Linked DNA regions of Homo sapiens: region 1 is linked to region 2. A link is an interaction called in ENCODE POLR2A ChIA-PET data of the cell type or tissue named here. Cell type or tissue: OCI-LY7. All regions are shown on one strand. Each heading gives the region's core, and the rest is flanking DNA. Links, peaks and the distances in the headings are about the cores only. Region 1 overlaps LINC00471 (long intergenic non-protein coding RNA 471). Region 2 has its middle 42 kb from the start of PTMA.

The links. Peaks named below come from ENCODE experiments on the same cell type or tissue, not always from the same donor. Only the 100,000 strongest peaks of a DNase experiment are listed, where the experiment ranks them.
Region 1: POLR2A ChIA-PET joins it to region 2 with 8 read pairs; 4 of 35 experiments call an interaction of 5 or more read pairs at or near these places.

The regions. Positions count from the first base shown.
Region 1 is chr2:231,499,926-231,507,164 of GRCh38, reverse strand. LINC00471 (long intergenic non-protein coding RNA 471) reads left to right here. Exons shown (of 5, transcript NR_199863.1): 5 at 3,961-5,078. It also overlaps the pseudogene RNU2-22P. Among named protein-coding and RNA genes, the nearest start is that of LINC00471, 11 kb to the left of the region's middle. In OCI-LY7, for the core only: no CTCF peak of the experiment used is centred there; no DNase peak of the experiment used is centred there.
Region 2 is chr2:231,663,098-231,670,336 of GRCh38, reverse strand. No RefSeq gene overlaps it. Among named protein-coding and RNA genes, the nearest start is that of PTMA, 42 kb to the left of the region's middle. RefSeq lists enhancers at 1,207-1,743, 3,145-3,439, 3,491-3,710, 3,356-3,891, 4,041-4,100 and 2 more and a silencer at 3,201-3,260. In OCI-LY7, for the core only: no CTCF peak of the experiment used is centred there; DNase peaks (open chromatin) are centred at 2,716, 3,826 and 4,386; H3K4me3 peaks cover 1,757 bases; H3K27ac peaks cover 4,401 bases.

The sequences.
Region 1 (7,239 bases), core at 1,171-6,170, 160 kb after region 2:
CAGGCCGGGCACGGTGGCTTACGCCTGTAATTCCAGCACTTTGGGAGGCCGAGGCGGGCGGATCACGAGGTCAGGAGATCAAGACCATCCTGGCTAACACAGTGAAACCCTGTCTCTACTAAAAGTACAAAAAATTAGCCGGGCGTGGTGGCGGGTGCCTGTAGCCTCAGCTACTCGGGAGGCTGAGGCAGGGGAATGGCGTGAACCCAGGAGGTGGAGCTTGCAGTGAGCCGAGATTGCGCCACTGCACTCCAGCCTGGGCAACAGTGCCAGACTCTGTCTCAAAAAAAAAAAAAGAAAAAGAAAAAGAAAAGAAATTAGAAGGTAGCGTGTTGGCCGTGGTTTAAGGCACAGGAGATGCATGGAGAATGTCACATTGGCAAAAACTTAGTCTCCATTAGCCCAAATGAGCAACAATGGGATTTGCTACAGAAGCTTGGTGTTACAATTTTCAGTGGATTTTCTTTTAGTGCTACTTTTTCTGAACTGAGTTCTTTTTTTTTTTTTTTACCTTTTTGTGTAGCAACTGAACCACGTGTAGCATTCCAACTGTTTGTTGGAAACCTGAATTTCAGCAAAACTGCTGCTGAACTAAAAGTTGGCCTCAGTGAATTTTTTGCTAAAAATGATCTTGAAGTTGTTGGTGTCAAAGTTGGCTTGTCCAGGTAAATACCAATCAACTAAGAAGGTTTTTAAGAGCATATCAGCCCAGCACTTACTATTCCTGGAGAATTTAGATGTTCCAGTAGCTTTGTAGTACTTCATGATGGTTCATAGGCTGCTGTCTTCTCAGGTCCTTTTGTTACCTGCTCTTCACCCTTTGGTGGGATTTTACCTCAGTCACTCGCAGTTTAAAATGAATATGTAAAATCCTTCAGTGGCTCATGTTTAGTAAATCTGTTATATTAAACTTTGCTACCCCATTTTCCCAACCAAAATATTAAAATAATCCCAAGATCTTCCAAGTCTTAGAGACAGGGTCTTGCTATTTTACTCAGGCTGGTCTCAAACTCCTGGGCTCAAGTGATCCTTCCACCTCAGCTTCCCAAAGTGCTGGGATTACAGGTGTGAGCCACTGTGCCCTGCCTATTTCTTAAAAATTAAAAAAAAAAATTTTTTTTTTTGAGACAGTCTCCGTCTGTCGCTCAGGCTAGAGTGCAGTGGTGCGATCTCACTGTGGCCTGCCTGTTTCTTAAAAATTCCAAAAAAAAATTTTTTTGAGACAGTCTCCCTCTGTCGCTAGAGTGCAGTGGCGCGATCTCAGCTTACTGTAGTCTCTACCTTCCAGGTTCAAGCAATTCTCCTGCCTCAGCCTCCCGAGTAGCTAAGATTACAAGCGCCTGCCACCATGCCCAGCTAATTTTTGTATTTTTAGTAGAGACGGGGTTTTGCCATGTTGCGCAGACTGGTCCTGAACTCCTGGTCTCAAGTGATCCGTCAGTCTCAGCCTCCCAGAGTGCTGGGATTACAGGTGTGAACCCCTGCACCGAGCCAAAAATAAATACATAAATAAATAACTTTTTTTGAAACAGGGTCTCACTCCGTTGCCCAGGCTGGAGTGCAGTGGTGTGATCATGGCTCACTGCAACCTCTGCCACCTGGACTCAAACAATCCTCCCACCTCAGCCTCCTGAATAGCTGGGACTACAGGCACACATCACCATGCCTTTTTTGTACATGAGGTTTCGCCATGTTGCCCAGGCTGATCTCAAACTCCTGAGCTCAAGTAATCCTCCCACCTCAGCCTCCCAAAGTGCCGGGATTACAGGTGTGAACCATTGCGCCCAGCCAAAATTTGTAATTTCAAGCCACACTTTCTATAGCTCTTGGTTAAATTTTGTCAGTTGTTAAGCAGAAAACCAATAGAGATGTCAATAGGCAAACTCTGCACTGATTCTCAGTCCTTGCTCTAGAACGAGGTCTCTTGACTTCAGCATTACTGACATTCTGGGCTGGACAATTTTTTTTTGGAGACAGGGCCTCTGGCTCTTTCATCCAGGCTGGAATGCAATGGTGCGATCTCGGCTCACTGCAACCCCTGCCCTCCAGCTCAAGCCATCTTCCCACGTCAGCCTCCTGACTAGCTGGGACCACAGGCATGTACCACTATGCCTGGCTAATTTTTGTGTGTGTGTATTTTCTGTAGAGACAGGAAATACATGTTGACCAGGCTGGTCTCAAACTCCTGAGCTCAAGCAGTCTGCATGCCTTGGCCTCGCAAAGTGCTGGGATTGCAGGCATGAGCCACTGCACCGGGTCTGGGCTGGGCAGTTCTATGTTATGGTGGCTGTCCAGTTCATTGTGGGATGTTTAGCAACCTCCCTGGATTCTACCCATTAGACACTAGATGATTCCCTGTTTGTAACAGCCAAAAATGTCTCTAGAGATTGTCAAGCTTGCCCCCTGGGTAAGAACTAGTTCTCCATAGTTACTTCATAGTACTGACTGCCAGTTTGTGGAGCCTTGCTTTTAAACTGTAAATTAGGCAGCTGCTCGTGACTTAGTGCTAATTTCTATTCCAACAGCTAGCGTGATTAGCTAACCAGAGGCATATGCTTTTCATCTTACCTGTGTGTGCTTTTTCCCTTTTCTTCTACATCTCTGTAGGAGATTTGGTTATGTGAATTTTTTTTTTTTTTTTTGAGACAGTCTTGCTCTGTCGCCCAAGCTGGAGTGCAGTGGTGCGATCTTGGCTCACTGCAAGCTCCGCCTCCCAGGTTCCCGCCATTCTCCTGCCTCAGCCTCCCAAGTAGCTAGGACTACAGGCGCCCACCACCACACCCGGCTAATTTTTTTGTATTTTTTTAGTAGAGACGGGGTTTCACTGTGTTAGCCAGGATGTTCTCGATCTCCTGACCTCGTGATCCACCTACCTCAGCCTCCCAAAGTGCTGGGATTACAGGCGTGAGCCACCGCGCCCGGCTGGTTATGTGAATTTTAAATCTGCTGATCAAGAAAAAGCCTTGGAACTAAGTGATACAAAAGTCCTTGGGTATGAAATTAAAGAAACCAAAGGGAAAGGAAACAAAGGTATGCAAACAAGGTAATTTGTTCAAAGGTATCCATGTGTCTAGAAGATTCTGGGTCAGGCAGGAATATCACATTCTTTCTAATTTGATGCAAGTAGTCCTCAGTTTCCGACAGGCCACCTGCCTCCGTGGCACCTTGCCCTCTCTCCTGTGCTTGAGCTGCATGGCTCACCTTTCTCTGTCATAACATTCTTTCCAGGACTCAGTCTCTGGCTACTTGAAACCCATCCATCCAGTTTTAGCTTAAATATCACTTCCTCAGATCAGAAAACTCTTTCCTTACCCCCACACTAGGGTAAACTTCTCTACTAGACTTCCTCATTGCCCCTTTTACTTGTCCATCCTGGCACTTATCGAAGTTTATAACTACATGACCCTCATTTACCAGTCTTCTCCAACAAGAACACATTCCTGAGAGCAGAGGCCAAGTTCGTGTTTTCACAGCGAGCATGTAGCACAGGCCCTACCCCAGAGTATGTGTTCAAATATTTGTTAAACTAATGAAGATGTATTGTTTCCACTTTGCAACTCTTTGAGGGGTATTTTTTCTTTTTTCTTTTTTTTTTAAAACAGAGTCTCGTTCTGTCGCCCAGGCTGGAGTGCAGTGGTGCGATCTTGGCTCACTGCAACCTCCACCTCCCGTGTTCAAGCCATTCTCCTGCCTCAGCCTCCCGAGTAGCTGGGATTACAGGCACGTGCTACCACACTCGGCTAATTTTTTGTATTTTTAGTAGAGACGGGGTTTCACTGTGTTAGCCAGGATGGTCTTCATCTCCTGACCTCGTGATCTGCCCACCTCGGCCTCCCAAGGTGCTGGGATTATAGGCATGAGCCACTGCGCCCCACCCGAGGGGTATTTTTTCTATCTTAGGGGACTTTTGATGCTTACTAAATCTAAACTCACCAAAAATATTCTTTTGTTTTTATGTAGATCAAAATGCCAAAACACTTTTGATCAAGAACCTGCCTGACAAAGTCACTCCACATGAATTAAAAGAAGTGTTTGAGGATGCTTTTCAAATCAGATTAGTGAGCAAAGATGGGATGAGTAAAAAGTATGTTTTGCACCTCGTACTGAATAAGAATGTATGTCTACTGGATACAAACATAATGGAATTTCCTTACATTCTCTCAAATCTTTTATGCCTGATTTTAGAGAAGGAAAGAGTAGTTATCCAGATTTCTGCCAGTAGGCATAAAAAGCCAAAGGGGACATCATAAAGGGACAGCCAAAACTCCTAGAAAACTGTAGTGGTGCTATAGAGAAATAGAGACTTCATCTGCTACCAAGTACAAGATTGAAGATTGGAATTTATTCATAGATTATGTACATTCTGTCTTCTCTCTCCAGGGCTGACTCCACTAGAATAATGTACTTAGTAACTTGCTTGGACAGGTACCAAAATAGCACATAGAATTGAATTGTTAGGTTTATGTTGTAACCAATTAATGAAACACTGTCCTTAGATATCTAGGCTTTGGTAGAGTAAGAGAGTGAATATGGTGAAATTAGAGAGGGTGGAGTATAATATATTTTGAAGGGATTGTCATTGAGGTGAAAATTGAGTATTGGGTTTACAGATACATTTGAGCTAAATATGTTGGTGTAGGTGAACTCTAAAATAATCTGTAGCAGTATGTTCTGATGAACATAATCTCTAGAAAGAATACTACAGATCTTCAAGCATAAGATAGAACTGTATGTATTGACCTGGAAAGCCATGATAAATATGAGGAAACAAATCTGAAAGAATAAATTCCAAATTGTTAGCAGTGTTTACTAGGAGGAGATTTGGGAGCACTCTGCCTATAGTCTCCAGAAAACCAGCAAACAAGTTCCTGCCAAAAGCTATATAATTTCTCGAAGTTTAATTAGGTTTTAATTAAATATACTTAAATCTTTGTAATCATTTCTCTACCTGAAGAATTACTGTATCACTTCTCAGCCTTTTGGCTAAGATCAAGTGTAGTATCTGTTTTTTCAGTTTAATATCTGATATGTCCTAAATTAAAAATAATAAAAAATAAATAAAGGGGAGATAAGAGAAACCAGAGACTCCATGGCCATGTGAAATAAAGCATAGTACCTATGCCAGAAAAGAGTGTGGTGCAGGCTGGGCATGGTGGCTCATGCCTGTAATCCCAGCACTTTGGGAAGCTGAGGCTGGCGGATCATGAGGTCAGGAGATTGAGACCATCCTGGCCAACATGGTGAAACCCCGTCTGTACTAAAATACAAAAAATTAGCTGGGCGTTGTGGCACGCTCCTGTAGTCCCAGCTACTCGGGAGGCTGAGGTAGGGGAATTGCTTGAACCCGGGAGGCAGAGGTTGCAGTGAGCCAAGATTGGGCCACTGCACTCCAGTCTGGTGACAGAATGGGACTCCATCTCAAAAACAAAACAAAACAAAAACAACAACAGAATGTGGTGCATTATGTTTAAGAATCTGACTCAGACCAGGCACGGTGGCTCATGCCTATAATCCCAGCACTTTGGGAGGCCGAGGCGGGGGGATCACCTGAGCTCAGAAGTTTGAGACCAGCCTGGCCAACGTGGTAAAACTCCGTCTCTATTAAAAATACAGAAGATTAGCCAGTCATGGTGGTACACACCTGTAATCCCAGCTACTCAGGAGGCTGAGACAGGAGAATCATTTCAAGCCAGGAGGTAGAGGTTGCAGCGAGCAGAGATCGTGCCACTTCACTCCAGCCTGGGCAATGAGCAAAACTCTGTCTCAAGAAGAAAGAATCTGACTCGATATGTCCTTATTCATACCTTTCACCAAATTAAATTACAGGTTCATTAGAGATTTCATGTAAAATATGAAACCATAAAGTATTAGAGGAAGACATAGAGAATATTTTTGGGTTTTATTTGTTTTAATAATCTTCAGGAGAGGAAGGCCTTTTGAAGTATGACACAATCCTGGAAGTCCCAAAAGAAAAGTTATATAAATTTGGCTAGGCACAATGACTCACACCTGTAATTCCAGCACTTTGGGAGGCCGAGGCGGGTGGATCACCTGAGGTTAGGAGTTCCACACCAGCCTGGCCAACATGGTGAAACCCTGTCTCTACTAAAAATACAAAAAAATTAGCTGAGCATGATGGTGGGCGCCTGTAATCCCAGCTACTCGGGAGGCTGAGGCAGGAGAATCGCTTGAACCCAGGAGGTGGAGGTTGCAGTGTGCTGAGATCATGCCATTGCACAACAGCCTGGGTGACAAGAGCGAGGGAAACTCTGTCTCAAAGAAAAAAAAAAAAGATATATAAATTTGACTGCAGAAATATATTTTTACATGGAGGAAAAAAAAATCCCCATAAGCAAAGTCAAAAGACAAGTGACACACCAGGGAAAAATATTGGTAACTCATCAAAACTGAAGACTGGTTTTACTGATATAAAAGTGCACCAGAGGCCAGGTGCAGTGGCTCACGCCTGTAATCCCAGCGCTTTGGGAGGCCGAGGCAGGCGGATCACCTGAAGTCGGGAGTTTGAGACCATCCTGGCTAACATGGTGAAACCCCGTCTCTACTAAAAATAGAAAAAATTAGCCAGGCATGGTGGTATGCGCCTGTAATCCCAGCTACTCAGGAGGCTGAGGCAGAAGAATCGCTTGATCCCGGGAGGCAGAGGTTGTAGTGAGCCGAGATCGCGCCACTGCACTCCAGCCTGGGCGACAAAGCAAGACTGCCTCTCAAAAAAAAGTGCACCAGGCCAGGCATGGTGGCTCACGCCTGTAATCCCAGCACTTTGGGAGGCTGAGGCAGGTGGATCACCTGAGGTCAGGAGTTCGAGACCAGCCTGGTCAACATGGTAAAACCCTGTCTCTACTAAAAATACAAAAAATTAGCCAGGCATGGTGGCAGGCACCTGTAGTCCCAGCTACTTGGGAGGCTGAGGCACGAGAATCACTTGAACCCGGGAGGCGGAGGTTAGTGAGCCGAGATTGCACCATTGCACTCCAACCTGAGCAACAAGAGTGAAACTCCATCTTAAAAAATAATAATAAATAAAAATAAAGCATGTCCCCACGATGAAACCTTCTGAAGGCCAGGTGTGGTGGCTCACGCCTGTAATCCAAGCACTTTGGGAGGCCAAGGTGGGCAGATCACCTAAGGTCAGGAGTTCCAGACCAGCCTGGCCAGCATGGTGAAACCTGTCTCTACTAAAAACAGAAAAAATTAGCCAGGCGTGGTGGCGGGCACCTG
Region 2 (7,239 bases), core at 1,551-6,550:
GGGCTCCTCCACCCACAGTCAGACAACTGCTGATGACCTGGTTATGGGTCTCTCAGCTTGGGGACTGGGAGACCCCCAATGCCAGGTCTCGCTCACTGAGGAAACTAAGCAAGGGGCACACTCTGGCATCTTCTTGCCCCACAACGAGACTGTTGGCCCCTTGAACAGGTTCCACCTAGGAGGGCCTGGGGCTGCCCTCTTCCAAGGTGTGGTACCATTGCCATACAAAGCAAGGAGCCCCATGCTTTGCTAAAACTCTGGAAGTTAAAGTTGCATCTCTGCTGCACCAAGGACCAGCCTGGGGCTCAGAGAGATGCACCTATGGCGTGATGCTGAAATAAGCCCTCGCAGGGCAGGTTGTGCGGACAGCAGCATGGAGTGCACCCCGAGGGGTGGCATGCCCCACTCCACTTCTGTGCCATTCAGGACAGTCCTGGAAAACTGAGTTCACTGCAGAGGGCCCACTGCTCAAAAGAACTCTGCAACCTGCATGTGGTAGAGGCGTGGGAAGGATGAGGAATGTTCTGGAAACCCTGTCTGTCATATGTGAGATGGTGCTGTATAGCCTAGAGTAGATGACTGCAAGGCAGCACCATGGCTAACATTCAGTATTGCTTCATCCATCATTCCGGCAGCATATCCATTGAACATCGCTACATCCCAGCTTTGTATGAGGTGGTGGGATGCAGCGGGTAGCAAACCACCCTGTAACTCTGCTTTCACAGAACACACAGAACAAGGACCACGAGGACAGACGCTGAAGGAGGAAAATTTTAATTCCTTTAAGTATAAGACAGAACACACCCGCCGGGCGTGGTGGCTCGCACCCGTAATCCCAGCACTTTGGGAGGCCAAGGCAGAAGGATCACTTGAGCCTAGGAGTTCAAGACTGGCCTGGGCAACATGGCAAAACCCTGCCTCTGCTAAAAATACAGAAATAAGTGGGGCATGGTGGCACACACCTATAGTCCCAGCTACTTTGAGGGGGAGTGGATTGAGAAGGTAGGATCGCTCAAGCCCAGGAAGTCAAGGCTGCAGTGAGCCATGATCATGCCACTGCAATCCAGCCTAGGTGACAAAGAGAGACTATCTCAAAAACAAGAAGCAAAACAAAACCATACCAAGGCAGTGAGTTCCCCGCTGCTGGAAGCAATCAAGGAAGCAGTAGAAGAGATTTCTGCTTTGGGTAGTTGGGTTGAATGAGATGACCACTAAGATCCCTTTGAACACCAAGGTTTGGCCATTTTATCAGCATCTGGATTGTGAAGTGTCTGATGCTTCTGAGTGTCCATTTCCCCATCTACCTTCTACAGATTCCTGAGACCTCCCCCAGTATGGAAAGAGAATCTTAAAACTGAAGAGTCTGTACACTGATGTATTAACCAGATTCTCTACTTCAGCTCTGGGATCCTAGTGTACCACAGAAGACTGGGTCTCGAACTGGGGGGCTTGAATCCTACCCATTCCCACTGAATCAGGATGGGGCAAGTTGGGCTGGGGCCAATGGGAGCTCTGAGGCAGGAGGTGACTTTCCCAGTGTCAGGTGGTAAGGGTAGTCGCTGGGAGGAAGGCACTTTAGAGATGCATGTCCCTTGACCAAGGGAGGAAGGCAATTTAGAGATGGATGTCCCTTGACTGAGGGACCAAGGACAGACCCCGGGGAGCCGAGCATCAAGGGGCTGTCGGAGAAAAGATGGGAGTCGCAGGGCCAGCTGGCAGCCAGGCCCAGCAGGCTCATCCCCTCAGCCCGGTGGGGGTGGTACTGGCGGTGCTGGCATGCCAAGGCCTCCTAGACCAGGGTTAACTTTCGGAGTCAGCCTCAACCTATATACTCCCTGAAATCAGACCAATTCAAGATGCACTGGAATGAGCACATTTCTTACTGGAGCCCCATTTAAAAAATATCCTGGCCAGGCACGGTGGCTCATGCCTGTAATCCCAACACTTTGGGAGGCCAAGGCAGGCAGATCACCTGAGGTCAGGAGTTCGAGACCAGCCCAGCCAACATGGTGAAACCCCATTTCTACTAAAAATACAAAAATGCCGGGCGCAGTGGCTCATCATGCCTGTAATCTCAGCACTTTGGGAGGCCGAGGCAGGCGGATCACCTGAAGTCAGGTGGTCGAGACCAGCCTGACCAACATGGAGAAACCCCATCTCTACTAAAAATACAAAATTAGCTGGGTGTGGTGGCACGTGCCTGTAATCCCAGCTACTTGGGAGGCTGAGGCAGGAGAATTGCTTGAACCTGGGAAGCGGAGGTTGCAGTGAGCCGAGATTGCACCGTTGCACTCCAGCCTGGGCAACAAGAGGGAAACTCTGTCTCAAAAAAAAAAAACAAACAACAACAAAAACAAAAATTAGCCAGGTGTGTCTCAAAAAACAAAACAAAACAAAAAAAATTCTCCAGGTATGGTGGCAGGTGCTTATAATCCCAGCTACTTGGGAAGCTGAGGCAGGACAATCGCTTGAACCCAGGAGGCAGAGGTTGCAGTGAGCCGAGATTGCTCCATTGCACTTCAGCCTGAGCGACAGAGTGAGACTCTGTCTCAAGAAAAAAAAAAAAAGCCATAAAACAACAATAAAATACATATCCCATGGGGAACACGCCCTGTCAGCCATTCAAATCTGCTTTAAAGGCTGTCACCTTGGAGAAATGACACTGGCCTGAGAAGCTAGGGCAGTTCGGGGGTCTGAGTAGACATCCCAGGGGATCAGGCCTGGGGTGTGCTAACCAGACTCTGGACAGCTGGGGTGCCCCCTGAGGTCAATGTCCTACACCCCGAGAGCAAGTGCAGGGACCATGCAGCCTTGCGTTGCTGTGGGAGGCAGCTATGCTGGGTCTGCCCAGTTTCTTTTTCTTTTCTCTTTCTTTCTTTTTTTTTTGAGATAGGGTCTTATTTTGTTGCCCAGGCTGGAGTGTAGTGGCGTGATCTCGGCTCTCTCCAGCCTTGAACTTCTAGGCTCAGGTGATTCTCCTGCCTCAGCATCCAGAGTAGCTGGGACCACAGGCGTGCACCGTCACACCTGGCTAATTTTTTTCTGTAGAGACGGGGTCTCACTGTGCTGGCCAGGTTGGTCTCAAACTCCTGGGCTCAAGCAATCTGCCCCCCTCGGCCTCCCAAAGTGCTGAGATTACAGGTGGGAGCCCTGGCGTTGTTGGCTGTTTTGCTTTCAGCGCTCACGGAGGGCTAGCACCTGCGGCAGGCTTGGGAACAGAGGGAGCCGCATTTCCAGAGACACAGCTCCTCCACTTCCCACCCCGGGCCGTCCCTCCCATGAGTCACCCTGTTATCCCCCCACAGCCAAATATAGCTCCCAAAGCCTGCCGGAAACAAAGGGAGTAGCGCCGTGCCTGGTGCTGAGTGGGGGGCGGTGCGGGAGGCGCACCCTGAGGCTAGGGGCCTGCCAGCCCACCCTTCACCCCTTCCTGTCCCGGGGCTGGGGTCTCTGCTGTACCTCTAATCTCACAGTTTCTCTTGCAAACACGGGGAATTTGGGGAAACATCCCGTACAGAAGCAGTGACCACTTCCTCCTAGGGGATTGTGGGCCACTCCAGGGGACAAAGAGCCAGGTGGGGGTCCGTTCCTCCACAAGATGAGGCCAAGATCCTGTTGGGCAGGGGCTCTGCTTCTGCGATCACCCAGGGTGTGTCCGGCCCTGGCCCTCCCCAGCAGCCTCTAGGGTGTCGCCCGGGCACTCAGAGCCACCACATAAGGAAATGTTTGTGCCTCGGGGGCTGGGCAGTGGCTCACACACGTCCTCCCTCCCTCTCTCCCCGCCCAGCCTGCCTCCCAGATGGCCTGGGCTGGGGCAGTTGGACCCAGGAGGAACCGCCCTGAGGCCAGGGGTGGGGAATCGGCCCAGCCTACAATTCACCTCAGGCCTCAGCTGAGGACAAGGCAGGGAGAGGGCCGGATGCCGGGCGTATGGGCCACACTTGGTGGTCCTCCTGCTGCGCCGCCTCAGGGGACTCCCTGCCTGGCTTTGCCTGTGCTGGCCGGAAATCATCTCCCCTTACTCCCCAGCAATGCAAGCTGCATGTGCAGCAGGAGGGAGGGTAGGACACATCGGAAACCACCGGGCTCGGCGATTGGGCTTTGAGATCTTGGAGCTACCACACCCAAGAGACTAGGAGCTGAGGGTGGCCGGGAGGAATCTACTCCCTGAAGAGCGCCCACCCACCCAGCCCAGTGTTTCCCCTGGGAGCCCAGGGCAGCCTTACTTCTCGGGGTTGTAACTAGGCCTCCTGACTACCCCCAGCCACCACTTACATGGGAAACATTTTATAACCTGCTTTCTGGCGGGCAAGGCCAGGCTCCCGTGGGCTGCCTTCCTTCTGAAGTTTTCCATTCAATTATTTACACGAGCCCACAGACCTCTGCAGGAAGTCGGCAGGCACAGGGTAGCATTTATTCTTCTGCTGTCTCATTTGTGGAGGGACCTCCCTTCTCTTGAATGTGGCTCCTTTGGAGGTCAGAGACTGAGGACGGTGGCATCATCTAGATCCCCGTTGTTTATTCTTGAGGCCAGAGCATTGCCCACCAGGTGTTTCCCAGGCACGGACCCCTTGCCCAGCGTGGCATTCAGAGGGGGCAGCTCCGGCCGCCTGCTCAGGAGTGGGGTGGGATGGGGAGCTGCCTCTGGAGCCTTGTGCTGAAGGAGAGGACCGTTGACGGAGAAGGACATCACCCAAGTCCTGGGGCCTTTGGGGAAAGTAGGAAACCTGCCTGTCCTACAGGAGAAGAGACCACCTCACCAACTTTGAAGGATGCAGGCCTTGTTTAGAGCAGATCTCAGAATTGGTGCCCTGCGGGCTCCAGGCCTTGGCCCTGCTGGTGGATGAAAGTGGCACAACCTGCCCTGAGGCCTGAGTGTCACGGGAACAACAGCTAGACGGCTAGACACTGGCCCCCTCACCCCACCTCCCAGGGTGGCACGGCTGTCCAGATATGGTGCTGAGGGAGGTCAGTGGGATAGCCCCACCATGGCCTCCCCCGCAGACTGCCCTGCACTGAGGACTGTCCCCATCCCCTTCTGAGGAGGGTCCCAACTGGTGTCCCAGAGTGCAGTCAACTCCCCGTTACTCCCAGAAGCAGGGGCTGGGGGCAATTCCCAGGCCTGGGAAAGAGGAAGGCAGTGCCTGGCAGGGCCACTCTCTTGGTGGGGAGAAGGGCCTGCCGCCATCCAATCCCCAGCTTCTCTGTTTTAATTCAAGATGCACGGGGCTGGGTGGGGAGGGTGAAGGCAGGTCCAGGTTCAGTGGAAAGAAGCTGTTTGTCTGCTTCTGGACCCTCATGTCCTGGGACTTGGGCCTGTATGTTCCTTAGAGGCAGGAACTGCTCCACAGCTCTATCTCTAGTCCAGACAGAGGCTTAACAGACCATGTGCTCAGAAAGTATCTTTTGGGTGACAGAAAAAAAGCCTTCATTTCCGTTTCAGATAAAACAGATCTGGTCTAGGCTGGGCGCGGTGGAACACGCCTGTAATCCTAGCACTTTGGGAGGCTGAAGCGGGAATATCATCTGAGGTCAGGAGTTTGAGACCAGCCTGGCCAAGAAAACCCCGTCTCTACTAAAAAGACAAAAAACTAGGCAGGCGTGGTAGCATGTGCCTGTAATCCCGAAATTGCACCTCTGCACTCCAGCCTGGGCAATAAAGCAAGACTCTCTCTCAAAACAAAAAAGTGTCTTCTGGGTGACTGAAAAAAAACCTTCATTTCAGATTAAAAAAAAAAAAATCTGGCCTAGGACGGGTGCATTGGCTAGTGCCTGTAATCCCAGCACTTTGGGAGGCTGAGGCGGGTGGTTCACTTGAGGCCAGGAGTTCGAGACCAGCCTGGCCAACATAGTGAAACCCCATTTCTACTAAAAATACAAAAATTAGCCAGGTGTGGTGATACATGCCTATAATCCCAGTTGCTCAGGAGGCTGAGGCATGAGAATCGCTTGAACCCAGGTGGTGGAGGTTGCAGTAAGCTGAGATCATATTACCTGCACTCCAGCCTGGGCAAGAGAACAAGACTCTGTCTCCAAAAAAAGGAAAAAGAAAAAAGATCTGGCCTACAGCAAAAAGGCTGTCCTGCAAAGTGTGCGAAGTGGCCCCTGCTCCCTGAGACATGTTCCAATGAGCTGGGGACAGACACATTGGGGACCTCGTGGAGAGGGATTCTCAAGGCAAACGCAGACACCTCCAGGGAGAGGTTTTCCGTGAGCATGACTGGAGAGTACCCGTAACCATAAACAGAGGACGGGCCGGGCGCGGTGGCTCACATCTGTAATCCCAAGCACTCTGGAAGGCCGAGGCGGGTGGATCACCTGAGGTCAGGAGTGCCTGAACCCAGCAGACAGAGGTTGCAGTGAGCCTACACGGTGCCAACTGCACTCCAGCCTGGGCGACAGAGACTCCGTCTCAAAAAAGAAAAAAAAAAAATCAGAGGGGACTAGGCTGCTGAGGGAGAGACAAGGAGGGCCTCACCAGGGGACCTCGGCAGTCACTCCAGCTCTGATGCTTGCCATCCCGCGTGTCTGGGACAGGTCCTCTGTGCCGTGGCGTCTCCCTCCATTTCCACCACCAGAGGTACTGTTCTTATGCAGACAACCTGCCCAGGCCTTTCATGGCAGTGCAGGGCTGGAGCCTGCAGTCCGAGTCCCTCTCCCGGAAAGAGGCCTGTGCTCCATACAGAAGCCACGAGGAGCAGTAGCCCGCGAAGGTGTCAACAGTGGGCACACGGGCTCTACCCCCAGGCCCCAGCTGCTTCTCCCCACTGCTCCCTAGGGAGGCCAGTCCATGCGAGCTCTCACTTCAGACGCCTGCCCAAGTCTTCTGCCCCCCGAGCCTCACCAACAGGTCCCTTCCCCACACACTCCTCTCCATGACCTGCCTCCTCTGCTTCCACCCACCATCCTCTCAAATGAGACTGAATGCCTCCCCAAACAGTCCTGGGCCCATTACCCTATTCCCTCTACCCCATGCCCTGGTCTCGGCTCACGGCTTCCTCCAGGCCGCTTCCCCTGTCATTGACAAGCCAAGCGCCTCCTTCACAGTGGTCTCAGGTTGTCCTAACTGCCTATTTCTAGGCGTTTCTCCCACTGGCTTCATGCTCTGCGTCACTATCACCGTGTGCGCCCAAGTGCAAAGTTGGGTCCAGGGCAGGAGCCAAAAAATCAGTGAAGAAAGAACGAAGGAAAGATTAAAAATTGCTTGGGGTGGTCGGCAGATTATGCTTTGCATGTAAA